Linked DNA regions of Homo sapiens: region 2 is linked to region 1. A link is a loop called in an ENCODE intact Hi-C map of the cell type or tissue named here. Cell type or tissue: dorsolateral prefrontal cortex. All regions are shown on one strand.

Evidence for each region. A loop is a pair of places that touch in the nucleus more often than their neighbours do. Peaks named below come from ENCODE experiments on the same cell type or tissue, not always from the same donor. Only the 100,000 strongest peaks of a DNase experiment are listed, where the experiment ranks them.
Region 2: it touches region 1 in a loop (5-fold over the local background); 35 of 110 quality-filtered maps call a loop at or near these places.

What each region holds. Positions count from the first base shown.
Region 1 is chr17:81,097,752-81,105,751 of GRCh38, reverse strand. It overlaps BAIAP2 (BAR/IMD domain containing adaptor protein 2), which reads right to left. Exons shown (of 14, transcript NM_001144888.2): 7 at 5,672-5,824; 8 at 2,029-2,250; 9 at 1,644-1,845; 10 at 1,037-1,238. Among named protein-coding and RNA genes, the nearest start is that of MIR657, 24 kb to the left of the region's middle. RefSeq lists enhancers at 3,017-3,533, 3,534-4,051. In dorsolateral prefrontal cortex, CTCF peaks have their summits at 3,641, 3,844 (motif pointing right) and 7,975; a DNase peak (open chromatin) is centred at 3,841; H3K4me3 peaks cover 437 bases; H3K27ac peaks cover 5,480 bases.
Region 2 is chr17:80,422,819-80,430,818 of GRCh38, reverse strand. ENDOV (endonuclease V) reads right to left here. Exons shown (of 10, transcript NM_173627.5): 5 at 7,187-7,299; 6 at 5,719-5,787; 7 at 5,199-5,327; 8 at 2,159-2,223; 9 at 988-1,046. Among named protein-coding and RNA genes, the nearest start is that of MIR4730, 7.4 kb to the right of the region's middle. RefSeq lists enhancers at 4,865-5,364, 5,365-5,866. In dorsolateral prefrontal cortex, CTCF peaks have their summits at 3,541 and 3,756 (motif pointing left); a DNase peak (open chromatin) is centred at 3,728.

The DNA of each region.
Region 1 (8,000 bases):
AGATTGGAGTGGCCACTGGAAGAAAGATGGAGCAGCCTCCTGGGAGACCCCCTGCCCTCGGCCCCCTCCTCAGAGTGATGGCTGCAAGGCCAAGCTTAGGAAGGCACAAATGTCAGGGCCTTTTCCCATCTTGCCAAGAGACACACCCGCACAAACACAGCCCTGGGAATGCAGCCCCCAGGTCCAGCGAGGGTGGCACCCTGGCCCAGCCTCTCTGCAACAGCATTCAGTAAACTGAGGAGGTGTGGCCCATCTGACTCCATAGGTGACTTCTAGAACTCCAAACTGGAGAGCCCGTCTGGCATGTGGAAGAGCTGAAAGCCACAGAAAGCCTGCGGTCTCAGGATGGCCAAGCCCTGCTCTGCACCTGCGAACTGTGGGAAACTGATGCCCACCACAGGGCTTCGGCTGGACGTGCTGAGTGTGTACACGTGTGGGATGCCACACCCTGCGGCAATCTGAGTGGCACAGGGAGGCGATGGAGCAAGGTGGTCACTAGACTCTGTGGTGAAAGACCCCAGCCATGGGGGAAGACAACAGCCATGTGGGGGAGACCCGAGCCATTGGGGGGAGACCCCTGCCATTGGGGGGAGACCCCTGCCGTGGGGAAAGACCCCTGCCATGGGGCAGACCCCTGCCACTGGGGGGAGACCCCTGCCGCTGGGGGGAGACCCGAGCCATTGGGGGGAGACCCCTGCCATGGGGAAAGACCCCTGCCATTGGGGGAGATACCTGCCATTGGGGGAGATCCCTGCCGTTGGGGGGAGATCCCTGCTGTTGGGGGGAGATCCCTCCTGTAGGGGAAGACCCCTGCAGGGAGGTGGTTGGGGCGAAGACCCCTGCCAGGGGAGAAGACGCCTGTTGGTGGCGAAGACCCCAGGTCACGCTTGCTCTCACTGCCCAGGTCTTCTACGGCGAGGACCCGCAACCTGCACAGCCACTCTAAACACAAGGTCTCAGTGCACTTGAGTGTCGCTGCCCCACACACTTGCTGAAGGCAGCGGCTGCCTGGAGCCCGCCCCCGAGAAACACTCACATCTTGGTCTTCTCACTCTCTCCGTAGTGCCAGCCATCGCGGGCCTCAGGCACCAGCAGGGTAATGAGGTCACCCTCCTTGAAGCTCAGGAGGGTGCTGTTGTCCCCAGCAGCGTGGGAGAAGATGGCCTTCACCCGCATACGGCCATTGCGCTCCAGGCCGGCTGCCATGGAGCTCGAGCGAGGCAGAGTCTTGTTCTCGGCTGCTGGGACAAGGGACAGGTAAGGGGACTGCCCCTGGCTGGCGGGGCAGCAAAGCCCAGGGAGTCTGGTTGAGGTGCTGAGAGCACAGCCGCCTGTGCCCCAGGTGGGTAAGTGGGCTGGCTAAGCTCTCCGCAGCAGCAGCTACCTGCTCCCAAGTGGCTGCTGCCTGCATGAGCCTAACCCTGTACCCCACTCATGCCCCCACTGAGCACCAGAGGCTTGACAAGAGGGAGCTGGATGCTGGGCAGGCACACGTGTGTGTACCACATGCATGTAGGTACACACGGTCACATAATTGTGAGCCTCAGGGTCTCCCAGGCCCCTATTGAGGGTTGTGGCATGACTGTAGGGTCTGAGGAGGCACGTCCAGGGACCCCAGCCCAACACCCCAGCGGAGCCCTTACTGGTGGCATAGCTGTTTTTTGGGGTCACGCTCTTGCGCACGGGGAGTGTGTTGGAGTAGGAGTCGCTGAGCTTGCTCTGAGACTGCGGAGGAGACAGGGATTTGGGCTGGGCAGCCTTGCGGTCAGCCCACGGGCTGTAGTCCTCGCCATCCGGGCCTGTGACGCCGTTCATGATGGGTGTGCTCTCCTGGGCAGACATCCGCTGCAGGGAAGCAGGCAGAGCAGGCTGTTGCTGGAGCCCACCCCGGGCAAGACCAGGGGGAAAGAGAACCCTCCGCCCCCTCAGCAGGGGCCCCTGGACTCTGCACCCTGGCGGCCCCCCGCCCTGACAACAAGCTGCCCTCCCACCCACACCCGTGAAGCTTTCCAGAGGCCACAGACTCACCCCCACGAACGGTGCCAGCTCGGGGGGCACCGGCAGGGGCTTGGCCCCCGGAATGGGGTCGGAAATGACCAGGTTGGACTTGGAGGCCGACAGGGCGCTGGGGAGGGTGGCGCCGTTGCTGGCCACCTGCTGCATGAGCTGCACCGCGCGCTCCGGGATCTTGCTGGGGTCGGCACAGGCCTGTTGCCACAGCGGCAGCTTCTGCGCCAGCAGCTCCTTGCCCTGAAGTGGAAGCAGCAGGAAGGGAGGGGTCAGGGCCGGCTCAGTCTCCTGCAGCCAGGCACAGCGCTGAGGGCCCTCCCTGAGCACTCTCTGGGGCTGGAGGCTGCTCTTCACCAGGTGGTACCTCTCGGCGAGACAGGCCACCCGTGAGCCTCTGACCCCAACCCACAGAAGCGGCTGCCGGTAAAGGGCCGGGGATGGACCACAAGCCATGCAGTCGGGGGACCTCCAGGGATGAGAGCAAACCCAGGCTCAACGCCCGCGGGGCCCATCAGGGCCTGGAGGAAGGAGGAACGGACAGGGACGCACAAGGTCAAACTCCGGTGGGCAAACCCCAAAGTGCCAGGAAGGCGCCCCAGATGGCCGGGGGAGGGGGTGGTGCTGCCCAGTGGGGGTCAGGCCTGGCTGCCGAGGGCAGGAAGGCAGCCCCGTCAGACACACTGAGGCTCACTGCTCCAACCACTGCCCTTGGGCCCAAGAGCCCGCGCTCCCTCGGGCGTACTCTGCGGCCTGCTGGACACAGACCAGCTGAGCACAGTGGGGACAAAGGAGGAGGAAGCCACAGGCATGGAGAAAGGTTCTGGGACTGGGAGCCGGCCGGGCCTGGGTCCTGGGAGCTAATCAAGTAACCCCTGCCCCTCCTGGCCATTTGGCCTAAGCAGGCTGCAGGGCCTGGATTCCCGGGACCCCCAGACCCTTAAGCTGTGGGCCAGAACTGCTATGTCTCTGGCACCTCTGGGGGCCTCTCCGGCTTTCACTGCTCCCCCCAACTCATCCCCGTTCCCTTCTACATGTGGCTGGGCACCCACGCTGGGGACCCACGGAGGATGTTGGACGACAGCCATTCTGAGCAAGTCCTCCCCATGCCACCCCTACCCCTCTGCTGCTGGCTCAGACCAGGGGTCAGCAAACCACAGCCCGAGGGCTGGCTTCCTGTTTTGTAAATAAAGTTTTATTGCAACACAGCTGTGCATCGATTTGTGAATCATTCATTCATGGCTGCCCTCACATTGCAGTAACAGAGCTGGAGACGGCACGGCCCACAGAGCCAAAAGCACAAACTTTGTGGCCCTTCAGAACGTCTGCCGAGCCCTGGCTGAGATCAGTGGTAGAGGAGTGAGTCTTGGGTGGCGCGGAGAGGCCAGCAGGGACCAGCACTAGGGCAGACGGCCGAGGGACACCGACCTCGCAGCGGCACGGCCCTGACACAGCGGCCACGAGCCAGCGTCACCCCCGCACCCTGAGAGCCCCGAGGCAGGCCCAAACCCAAGCACCAGGGAGCTACTACGAACTGCCCTGGGAGGCTGCCCTCACACCCTGGCCCCCAGCCCAGAGGCTCGTCTCTAAGTGGGTCTGTGGGACACAGGCCTCTTCCACACACGCCCGGGGGCCCACGAGCCCAGGAGGTCAGCTGCTGCCACCGCAGGCACATCCCGCAACCCCTCCTGGGAGACCTGCGGCAAGCAGCCTGGCTTCCCCGCCCTCCATCCCTGCAGGCAGCACCCCAGCCACTGACAGCCCCGCTCTCACTCCCTGGCCCCGTCATGGGGCCTGGCCCCCGCCAGAGGGCGCAGACGCCCGCCACTGTCCTGGGTCTAGCAGGCGGGAGGCCTGCGCTCCACAGCGCTCCCTGCCTGGCAGCTGTGGCAGCACAGCCTGTCACCGCTGAGTCCTTCAGCAGCGAGGCTGCCTCCAGGGGTCAAAGGTGCTGCTGCTGTCCTTGCCTGCACCTGCCCACAGTGCCCAGCAGGCCCAGGCCGGCAGGAGGGGCCTCTCCAGGGAGGGAAGAGCACTTGTCTCCTGGCTGTCCCCAGGCTGTGGGGACTGGAGCACTGGTTCTGTATCACGTGCGTGTGTGTGTGTGTGCACGCACGCGCACGTACATGAGAGTGTGGTGGGTGGGGGGAACAAGTGTCAAGGTATAGCCCGTGGATCCCTGCAACCCTTTATTTTAGAAAGACATGACCAGGGCCTCCCTGGTGGGCTTGGCTCCGGAACTACATCTTCGAAACTCTTGAAATGTTCCAGAATGTTCCAGGGGACACATGTGATCCCATCCCAACTCCTACCCATGGACTATGGGTGAACAGGGGCCTGCTGGCCCTGCCTGTTCCCGGTGGGGAGTCTGGCCTCTGGGCCTTGCCTGCTCTGGGGGCTAAGTCAGCCTCCTAGGAGGGGATCCCCTTGCTCACATCGGGGCTCAGGATATCCATGGAGGGGGCTGCTGCAGCCCGTCCCTGAGGAACTCGCTCCTGGTTCAGCAGGGCCAGGCTTGGTCCTGGGACATGGCGGATCCCAGGGCGGGATTCCCCCACAAGGAACGACAAGGCTGGGGATGCCGGAAACACAGGGCTGCAGGACTGTGCTGGGGGACGCCTAGCGGGAGACACAGGGCCGCAGGACTGTGCCGGGGGACACCTAGCGGGAGACACAGGGCCGCAGGACTGTGCCGGGGGACGCCTAGCGGGAAACACAGGGCCAAGAGTCTACCGGCCCAAGGAGGGGCCCTCAACAGATGACGGGCAGAGGGGTCTCTCAGAGGTCACGAGGGCAGCAGCATGTGGCCACCACCCAAGGCCCCACCTGGGACCACAGTGGCTCAGGGGTGCAGGCAGAGGTGGTAGAGGCACAGGTCACCAAGAGCCTGGGAGCCAGGGGAGGACCCTGTGACCAGGTTTGAGTCCCAGGGAGGCCACTCTGGAGCAGTGAGGGAGGGACTGGGGAGGCCACCTGAGAGCCAGGCAGGGCCCCTGGCTACCCAGGAAGCAAAGAGATAGGGCAGGTTTGGGTTGGGTGAGGGGTGGCAGGTCCACGTACGACAGCCGAGCTATGGCAGCTGCTGGACCTGGGGCCAGTGTCATGGTTGTCTTGGGTGGCCTAGGGGCCCAGTGGCACAGTGGTCTTGGGTGGCTGGGGACCCAGGCTTGGGGCTGGGGGTCCTCAGTGCCTCGGGTGAGCAGAGCCATGAGCCCAGAGGCTGTACCCCAGGACTGTGGATAGAGGGGCCACAGGAAGAGCAAGTGAGGACACAGAGGCCACCCACCAGGTGTCCCACCGGGACTCCGGCACCCAGCACGGAGCATGACCGTCCCCTGCCTGGCGTCAGCCTGCACCTGCCCAGGACATGGCTGTGGCAGAAGAGCCAAGAACATTCTAGAAGAATGTTCTAGAAGGCCTTGAAAGCCCATCAGACTCTCCCTGGTTGCAGGTGGCAATTTCTAATGTGAGTCTTCAAAATGCCTGCACCCTGTGACCTGGTAATTCTCCCAGAACTTCACCCCCAAGAAAACCCGAAATAAACGAGAGTTCGAGCCTGGACACTGCCCCGGTGTGTTCACGGGGCTGGGGCTGGGGCAGGGGCCTGGGTCATTTCTGCCAGCAAGGCCCAGCGCCGGCACAGCGCAGCCCCCAGCCGCCTCACCTTGGAGTGGTAGGCCGCGGAGTTCTTGGCCACGGCGCACTGCTTCTCCACCAGGAAGCAGAAGCGCCTGCGCTCCTCTGTCAGTGCGGTCTTGTAGCCGTCGGACACGTAATTCTCCAGCTCGCCCTGCTTGTTGCTGATGGCGTCGATGTACTGTGGAGGGAAAGGGAGAAAGGCTCAGCCAGCGATGGAAGGACGCCTGTCAGGACCGGTTTGGGGCAGCCCCACGGACTCAGTCAAAGGACACGTCTCATTCATGCAGAGCAGCTGGAAACAAAACAGCATCTGCGGCCACTCAGGAGACAACCACGCCCCCAGGAGGCTTCAGCTACCCCGGGACCACTCAGGAGATGCCCGATGGCCACATCCCCAGAAGGCTTCCCTGCCCCGGGACCACTCTGGGTGAGTGGAGGGTCCTGCCTCCAGCAGGAGGCTCTGGCAGGGGGCCAGCCTCATCTCAGGGCTCCTGCTGTGGGGTGGGGTCGCGTGCACCTCCCTGTGGCCAAGGCACAGAAGCCTGGGTGTGGATGCGCCCCAGCTCCATGGGCCCCAGGACAGCTTCTTGGTCCTTCCCCCTGTTGCCTGGAGCACTCTCACCTGTGCCTCTGCCTCCAGGGCCCCTCCATCTCAGCCATCTCAGCCATCTCAGCCCCAGCACGAAAGGCAGGAGAGCTGGAGCCCAGGACAGTGGCCAAGGACCCCAGGGAAGCCCTCTGCTGCAGAGGGGACTCCGGGCGCACCTCATCTCCTCTCCCACCCGGCTCCGGCTCTGAATGACGGGGAGCGGGACGCTAAGACACCTGGCTGCCTGGTTTCCGGATAAGCGTGCACCAAGGGAGAACGTGAGAAGGAAGTTCGTGGGGAGGATCAGACAAGAGGTCACCGAGCGGAGACTGGGAGCCCAGAAAGCAAGACCAGCGTCCACGGGGACAGCAAGATCAGATCCACAGGTCACGCCTTTCGGAACAGGGTGTGCCCAGGTGAGGGGCCAGCACGGAACCAGGAATGAGAAGTAGGCCTGATTGCTGCCCTTCCACCTTGGAGCTGCCTGAGTGCCCACCCGGGTGTCCCCGTGGGATGGGGGGATGGGGGGATGGGGGGATGGGGGGATGGGGGGACGGGGAGAATGTGTCCCAGACAAACGCGGAAGCTTTGGAAAACCCTCAGCCCTGGCAGGTGCTCTTGGGCACAGGAAAGACAGGTAGTCAAGCCAGACCCTAGAACCAGGGCAGCCAGCAGGCGGTCCCCACCCTGACCCGGCGGTCAGCCGCTCGGCAGCCCTTGCGTCTGTGGCCCTGGCTCTGACCATGGCGGCTGTCACGTCTTGGCCACTCTGTGCTTCTTGGTGGACACACAGTCGGCCCAGAAAGGGTTCCAGCAAAGACGACAGAAGCTGCTCCAGCCAAAATGATTTCCCCAAAAGGAAAACTGAGTCTCAACCTGACAGAGCTTCCAGATCCAGCTACCGATTCTGAACACACCAGGACGGAGGGTACTAAGAGCTTTAGTTTGGGAAGATGGAAAGTTCTGGAGATGGATGGTGGTGGTGATCGCACAACCCCATGAATGCGCTAATGCCGCTGAACTGTGCACTTAAAGATGGTTACCGTGGTCAACTGTATTAGTTACGTGTATTTTATCACAATTTAAAAAAAAAAAACTTTAAAAGAAGTAGTGCAAGCAAAGCCAGACCAAGAAACTGTAGCTGAGCCCAGGCCTCTCCAACGTGAGCCTCGGGAGGAAACTGGAGAGGGGGAGTTTGGGGGAGAGAGTGGCGAAGAAGCTGAGGGCGGCCGCTGCCTCCCAGGCCCCGGACTGTGCTCCCATCCTGGGCAGAGGCGCCTCCCAGCCTGCCCATGGGTGCAGGGCTTGTTGTATGACTCACCTGACCAACAGGGCTGTAGGTGGAAGTGACAGTTCCAAACCCCAGGGCTCTCTGCCTCTGTCCCTCTGGGAGGAGCATGCCTCCCCACCCCCCGCTGGCCCCTCCATGACCCCAGCTGGCCTGGGGATCATGTGCCTGAGGTCTGGGGTAGCGCGTGACACCACAGCCCTATGGCACAGCTGACACCCGGCACCCGGGGTTCCCGATTCCAGAACCCCAGCCCGACAGTGGGAGGGCTCGACTGGGACCCTGGATGTCAAGGGCTCTCCGGTTTTGTAGGCTGGAAACTTTCCATCCCAAAACGCTGATGAGGCTGTGGGTGGCTGGTGAGGGCAAGGGAGGAGCACCCGAGGCACAGACCCTGTCCCCAGGGACACACCCAGGCCCCTCCTGGGAGGCCGCAGGAGGCTAGCTGCTTCAGCAGGGAGCCAGCTTCTCCTCTGC
Region 2 (8,000 bases), 670 kb after region 1:
GGGGCAAGGCAGGCAAGGACAGAGGACAGTGATCAACTTTCAGAGCCTGTGGGGACGGTGCCACCCCCGATCCTAGCCCCCGCCGGGCACAGAGCCTGGCACCCAACCCCTCAGGCACCAGTGCCACCCTGTCTGGCCTCCTGCCCCACAGCCCAGACTGCCCGTGTGCTGCCCCCGTCCTCGGCCCCCTCCAGGCTGAGATGAGGCTCTCTGCTCCCTCTTCCTGGGACAGGCTGGAGGATGGCCAGGACTGGGGTCAGGGGTCATGGCAGGCAGTGAGCAGGTGCTAAAGCCCAGCTACCCCAGCTAGGACCCCTCCCGTGTCAGGGCAGAGGTGGTTCAGTGTGGCTGGGGCTGAGGACCTGCTTTAAAAATGAACCCTGATTTTGCAAGTAAACCTCAGGGTAAAGAGATCAATGGAAATAAATAAACAAACAAACAAATATGTGAAATAAAAAATGAATCCTGAGAAGAATAAAAAAGAGCAAGCAAGTTCCATCTATTGAAAGGGGTGGGCAAAGCACAGGCTGCAGGGGTCGTGCAGGCTGCAGCTCCGAGTCCCCTTCGTCGGCTCCGGGAAAGCGTCTCATGCGCTCTCAGGATCTGGCACTTGCCCCCATAGAGATCTGTCCTCTGAGGCACCGTGACCACAGCTGACCAGCCGATGACGGAGCAAAGAGGGGCCGTGGTCACCTCTGCCCCACCTGGTGCTGGGCTGTGCTGCGGCGTCCCCCTGGGGTGGTGCGGTCAGCCTGTCTTTGGGGACTGGGTGCTCCACCTGCGGCTGAGATGAGGTTCCCCTAAGTCCCTAGACCACCCCCAGGGGTGGTCAGTGTCCTGAGGCCAGAACGGGGTGGCCGGTGGCCTTCTTGTCTTCATGGTGCCCAGTTCCACCCTACTGCCAGTCCTTGCCCGCCTGCTCCTGGGAGCCTGGCCTTGGGGCTGTCCTGGGGCCTGGGCTGTGGTCCTGTGGGGGCTGGCCCTCACCTGAGGACTCTCCGGAGTCTCCTTTGGGGCATGCCACTGGCCTCTGCGCCTTCGGGCTCCTGGTGATGACATTGAGAAAGGGACAGCATCAGATGCTAGCGCCTACCTGACACCCCCTCACACCCCAGATGGGGTCTGGGAACTGCGCTTGGCCTGGACACTCAGGACCTGCTACAGCCCAGGGCAGAGGGCAGGGCAGAGCACGCTGCTCAGACACGCAGCTTGCATTCAAGCGGGCCGGCCTCCAACTCTGGGAGAGCTTGGGGGGTCCCCGCCACCTGCTCCCTCAGTTCTCAAAGCAGCCTAGGGAGGCCTGGGAACAGCCCCTGGCTTAGAGGGAAAATGAGCACGAAGGAACCGCAGCCCTTCAGTAACTAATCGTGGGCGAGGGCAGGGCGAATCCCAGGCCTGGGGCCTCCTGCGATCTTTGCCTAGGGAGTGGGGGTGTCCTCTCAGCCTGGAGGCTCAGATGCAGGGCCTGGAATCCAAACTGCCCACACTGAGAGAAGAGGAAGTAGCCAGACTGAATTCTGCTTTACTCCTTATCAACACTCAGTGTCCCAGCCTCCTCATCTGTAAAGTGGGGTCACAGTACTTGTCTCACATCAAGGTTGCTAGCAGGATCAAACCATCTGCAATGGTTTTAAGACAATGCCTTGCACTGTTAGCGGTGACTGTGCCAGGCACACTGTCACTCTAACTTACAAGAACCAGTGGGACAAGAATTACAGAGCCTATCCCGACGATGAGGAAGCTGAGGCTCGAAGAGTGCAAACGCCACAGCTGGCTATGCAGGGCTGGATCATGTCTGACTCCGAGGCCACGCCTTTTCTGCAGAGCCCACGTCCTGGTACCTCACAGGCTAAGTGGACTGAGGAAGGCTGGGGATAGCCCTATTGGGAGGTAGGGCTTGGACCAGACAGGGCCGTAGTTCCAGGGCTTTGCGTGGAGGCAGTGGTGTTTCTGGAGAGTTCCCACGAGAATAGGAGTCTACCCCACTCCACTCTCCTCCCTCTTTGAAGACCTCTCCTGTGTCCCCTGCCTTCCCTGGCCCTGCACTGTCTGTCCTGAGCCACAATATTGCAACAAGGAGAGGCTGAGCCACCGGAAACAGCCCATGCAGGTGTCTGTGAGATGCCCCTTTAGTGCCCCAGCCTCCCTGGGTGCTCACCTCGGTGTGGGTGGCCCGGGGAGTCCCAGCGACTTGCGGATGTGCTCTCGGGAGCAGATGTCAGCCTGGGGGAGACAGACGTGCTGCTGGGTGCTGAGCTGGTCTCTAGACCAGTTTCCCACCAGGAGCTGCTGCTGGCAATGCCTCCATCCCCCACAGAAGCCCACTCAGGACACACAGGTCACAGCCAGTTCTTCAGGCTCAGGAGCCGCGGCCCTGTCAGCGAGTGTGGGACAGGCATGCCTGGGACTTTGGGGTCAAAGCCCCGCAATGGCAGCTCTCAAACCGAGCTGGGCAGTCCCTGAAGGGCCTGAGTAGCTGGTGAGTGGACAGGCTGAGTGAGGGGGTCCTGGGTCTCCTCCCCACCAGTGGCAGTTGGAGCTGCTCAGCCTTCACTGGTTTCCAGTCTGTGCTTCCCTGTAGGCTCTGCGCAAGCCGAGGCTTCCCTGCTAACACTTGCTTCTCTGGGGGCTCTGAGCCCAGCTGGTCTGTCCTCTCCCTGACTAGATCAGCAGTAACCCCTGTCCCGTCTCCAGAATCACCAAGATAAAAGAGGGCGGTGGGCCACAGGCTGGGATGGGGGCAGACCCTAGCAGGGAGGGACACTGAACAGGGCTCAGGTCTGAGTGGGAACCCCCGGGGGCATGGGGGGTCTGGCCCTGGGAAGTCCCCCTGATCCCAGCTCAGATGAGCTTAGATTAGCTTCAGGGCTGCACGACTCATGGAAAGCAACGGCTAATCCCCCAGCCTGCTCCTGCTTCCATTCATGGGGGAAGTGGGGCAGCGGTAGGCGGGGCCAGCACCTCTCACCTTCCCCTGGAGCGGCCCAGCCTGGCCTGGCAGGAGAGCCTGGACCTGGCAACCAGGAGCGCCGCAGCGCCTGTGACCATGGGGCCACCAAGACGGCCCGGCGCGGAGCCAGGGAGAGAGCAGACCAACACTAACCCCGTCTGTGCTCTCCCAGGACCTTCTGGAACAGAGCAGGAGGTGAACCTGTTGAGAGGTGAGTGAGCTCAGGAAGAAAATGGACCGAGAGACAGAGCCAGCCCTGCAGGACACGATCCTCGGCTCACGCCCAACAGTAAGAAGCTGCGGGCTCCTGGTACGGGGTGGCTGCATATCCCAACTGGTTGCGGCTTTCCTTCCTCTGGAGGGTGGGCCCAGGATTTGGCAGGCTCTTTGCTGGTGCTAGGCACAGATCCTTGCTCTATTTCTAGATGCTTAAGGTACTCACAGGCCAGGTGTCCCCTCCCTTGCAAGGATGGGCCACTGTCCTACTCTGGGGCGCGCTGAGGCAGAAAAAGGTACAGGAGCTCCAGGAACTGTGCTGTCTGCAGCAGCAGCACGACCTAAAGTTCCTGTGGCTGAAGGCCTGGGGGACAGTTTCTTGGGTTCTCTCTCGGAAGACCACACGGCTGAGTTGGAATGGAGGAAGAAAGGCCTCTTTCCTGGGGGCTGGGGACACAGCTCACAGGCTTGAGAGTCCACACACCTGTGCCCTGAGCAAAGCCCTGCAAGGCTGTGGAGCCCGCTCTCAGACGCCACCACTGAGCACAGCTCCCCAGGGCGAGGGCCATTGTGGTATGTGGGCTGCTGCTGCCCCCTGGAGGCCACACTGCGCGCCAGCAGCCGGAAGGCCCCGGCCCGAAGGTGGTGGCCTGGGGGTTTTCCACCGGTGCTGCGGCTGCCCCAGGGCAGGCTGCAGGGCAAGCGGTGGGGTAAGATGGGGAAGGGGCAGACACCAGGGAGGCTCAGGGGCTGGGCTGCTGGAAGCAGCATGGCTTGTGCAGACCTGCGTCCACAGCCTCCACAGCACGCACAGCGGCCACCTAAAAAGGCCAATCTGCGGGCGCCCCGCTGCCAACTCACAGCCATCCAAGTCCCTGTGGGTGACGTCTGAAACCCTGGCGCACCCCAAGATGCTCACGGGCTCCCACCCACTCTGTACTTCACTGCCATCTGGCTCCGGCCACACCTTCCTGCTGAGTTTTTGTTTTTTAAAGTTTTTTTGAGATAAGGTCTTGCTCTGTCACCCAGGCTGGAGTGCAGTGGCCCAATCAGGGCACACTACAGCCTCGACCTCCTGGGCTCAGGTGATCCTCCCGCCTCAGCCTCCTAAGTAGCAGAGACCACAGGCACGCACCACCACACTTGGCTAATTTGTTTTTACGTTTTTTTTGTAGAGACGGGGTCTATGTTGCCTAGGGCGCCCTCAAACTCCTGGGCTCAAGTGATCCTCCCACCTCTGTCTCCCAAAGTGTTGGGGTTACAGGCGTGAGCCACCCTCCGGGCCCCCCATTTCTTGAGCACATCAAACTCCTTCCTGCCCAGGGCTGTCCTTCCCCTTCCTCCAGCGGGTCTCTTCCTAAGACTGACTTTTCTTGAACCCTCACTCTGTGGGCTTCTCTGGGACAGCATCCACCCGTGTCTTGTGGTCCCCTGGTCCTATCGAGGCTGTCTGTGGGCATCTCGTGCCAGCTGTCTCTCCCTGGCCCACAGGCTGAGTCCTTTCTCAGCTGAGCTGATGGCTTCAGCAGAGTTCTCACCCTTCCTGGGGGACCGAACACCAGTTTTGTGCTGGGTCCTGGGGCGGGCATACCCAAGTCCCCAGACTGGCGTCTCTGGGGCCTGCACAGCTTTCCTGCAGGAGCCTCCTGGCTCAAGTTCAGCTGCTCCCTCTGGGACCTGAGGGGCTGGCTGGGAACTGGCAGGACACCTCACCACCTGAGCTAACATCACTGATTCTCCAAGCTGGCCTGTATCTGGGTGCAGGAGGCTCAGAGAGGCTGGGAGGCTGAGTGCATGGGGTGCAGGGCCTGGGGATGAACTCTTGGGAGCCCTGCACCCCCCAGTCTACTGTCCTGACTGCAGGGCCCAGCAAGCTCTCCAGCAAGATGTCTGTGACCTGTCCTCGGCCCAGGAACCCCCGTCCTCATGTCACTGCACTCTGACCCCAGCTGAGCTGCTGGGGAGCCCTGAACAGCAGGTGGCAGGAAGCAGAGGAGCCTGTGCTGCCTCCCCGCATCCCCAGCACACCCACCTGGCGCACGGGCTCTGGGATCCGGAACCTGCAGCAGCAGCAAGTCAGGCGCACAGCGGCCTCCAGGCTCATCCTGTGGCCCACGGAGATGTAGAGGGGCCTGGTGCTGCGGTCGTGGCTCCTCAGGGCCTGTGACAAGGAAGGCGAGGGCTGTCCTGTGGGCTGGGCCACCGGGACCAGGGTCAGGACAGCCTCAGCAGCTGGAGCTCTGACAAAATGTCCTGGGGGCAAGGGGGAAGCTGAAGGGGCAGTGCTCTCAGGGGCCAGGGCCTGCCCACCCTCAGGGCGCCTTCCTGCTGCTTGTCCCTGGGGGAGGGTGGGCTCCCTCAGCACGGCTGGAGGAAAGAAACACAAACATCACACCCTGGACTCAGTCAGAGGCAGGAGGATGGATGGACGGGCAGGCGGGGGGTTGATGTGGGCAAGTGTGAGTGCACGCGTGTCTGCATGCACCTGTGTCTGCCTGCAAAGGATCCCCTACCCCGGGGCTTTGGAGGAGCTCAGGGCCCTAGCTACTCACCATTCCCAGGACAGTCCCAGAGTCTCCCAGCAGAGGGAATGAGTCTCCTCGAGTCTGCAGGAGTCGGATCTGGAAAATGGAGGGAAAAATGGGGAAAAAAACCCCTCTCTTCTTGGTGAAGGGCTGAAGGCAAGTCTCTATTTTTTGAGACGGAGTGTCGCACTGTTGCCCAGGCTGAAGTACAGTGGCGCGATCTCAGCTCACTGCAACCTCTGCCTCCCGTGTTCAAGCGATTCTCCCACCTCAGCCTCCTGAGTAGCTGGGACTACAGGCATGTGCCACCACGCCCGGCTAATTTTTTGTATTTTTAGTAGAGATGGGGTTTCACCATGCTAGCCAGGATGGTCTCGATCTCCTAATCGCGTGATCCACCCACTTCGGCCTCCCAAAGTGCTGGGATTACAGGAGTGAGCCACCGCAACCGGCCCAGGTCTCTTTATTTTTAAAACCCAGTCACTGGGCCAGGAAAGGGAAGGGGACTGATCTTGGAGGTGAGCCACAGCCCAGGCAAAGCCACACCACCTGAGACGACACTGAGCGTGCAGGCGGTGAAGTGGTCTTGTCCCTGAGCTGAGGGTGCTGCCCACAAGACCCTGTTCAAACCTGATGATGGGGCTTAGAACAAGGGCAACAATCTGCCCAGGGCCGCTGTGCCAGGCTGGCAGCCACACAGGTGCCGCCACTGCCCAGTGATGGGTGCTGAGCCCGCTTCCTTCCTGTGGCTTCTCTCCTGCTTTGGGCACATCTGACACAGCTCAACAGGCTGGTATTTCTGGCGGCGGTGGACTGGCTCATTGAGTGGGTCTAAGGTCCCCATCAACTCAACAGATTTTTATTAAGCAACTTCTCCATGCAGGCACCTGAGAGCTAGGAGGAATGAGAGACACAGTCTCTGCTCTCAGAATCTGCCATCCAGTGAAACAGCTGGGGGTGTCAACAGCTCCCTCCATTGTGAGTGTCTCACTCCCAGTGCCAACATGGGGTCCCAGAGGAGGAAGATGCAGGGGAAGGTGAGGTAGGAAGAGTGTGGGTGGCAGCTCCAGGCAGGTCTTGGCGGGAGGGGGGCCTGGAGGCTGTGGTACCTGAGCATGCAGGGGAGGAGACAGGGGCTGGGGCAAGGCGGGGTGGGGAAAGCACCAAGTGCGCCCGGGACAGCCTGGAAGCCCGTCCTGTCCCCAGTAACTGGAGGACTTAGCCCTACTTGGTGTGCCACGGTGGCTCAGAGGCAAGGGGGACCAGAGAGGCAGGCACACCCAGGAGGCAGGAGAGGAGCTCAGAGCGCCCTCAGCTGAGACAGGCAATGCAGCACCCAGAGGAAAGCAGGTCTTTCTTACTCCAGGCCACAAGCCAGGGATGAGGAGGGCAGCGTCAGCAGGCAAGGGCTGGTCCAGAAGTGTCCTCATGCCCAGGGCCACCACAGCCCCGCCACTGAGCTGCCGGGCATGGCCTGCAGCAGGCCCCTCCTCACCTTCTCCTTGTGCAGGGCGTTGTTCTCCAGCCCATCCACCTGCAGAAGTTTCTTGGCCACCCCAACACACGGCAGGTCTGTAAGGACGCCAAGGTGGCAGGCCACCCCAAAGCCTGCCAGAGAGAAAGGAGGGTGGGGTTGGGGAGGTGGGGCTGGGGCCTGGCACAGGGATTCAGGACAAGCCAGTCTTACCAAAAGCTTCCCTAAGTGAGCAGAGGTCTGTGGACAGGCAGAGGGCTGGGGAAACCAGATCTAAGTCCCAAGCAGACCTGGGCGAAAGCCCCCTGTGCCCGATGTCCTGGGTGCAAGGCCGTGGAGGAAGCCTCCTTCTCTCTGACACGGTCAGTGCCAGGGTCAGCACCTCGCTGGCGTGCTGGGATACTGCAGCTCTCCGGTCATTTCCTGCACCTCCCAGCTTCCTCTTCCCTCGACGGTGGCCTGCCAGCGCTGGCACGAGCATGTGGGTCGGCACATGACAACCCTTTGGCTCTGCACCCATGTGCGAGGGCAGCAGCCAGGGCCGAGTCACACTTGCTGGCCAGGAAGGCCCAATGTCACCCCTCCTGGGCCCTCTCTGGGTGCTGCTGCGCCGCCCGCAGCTCTGTATGTAACAGTAAAAGAGCCCATCTCCCTAGGCCGGGCGCGGTGGCTCACGCCTGAAATCCCAGCACTTTGGGAGGCCGAGGCAGGCGGATCACGAGGTCAGGAGATCAAGACCATCCTGGCTAACACGTGAAACCCCGTCTCTCCTAAAAATACAAAAAAATTAGCCGGGCGTGGTGATGGGCACCTGTAGTCTCAGCTACTCAGGAGG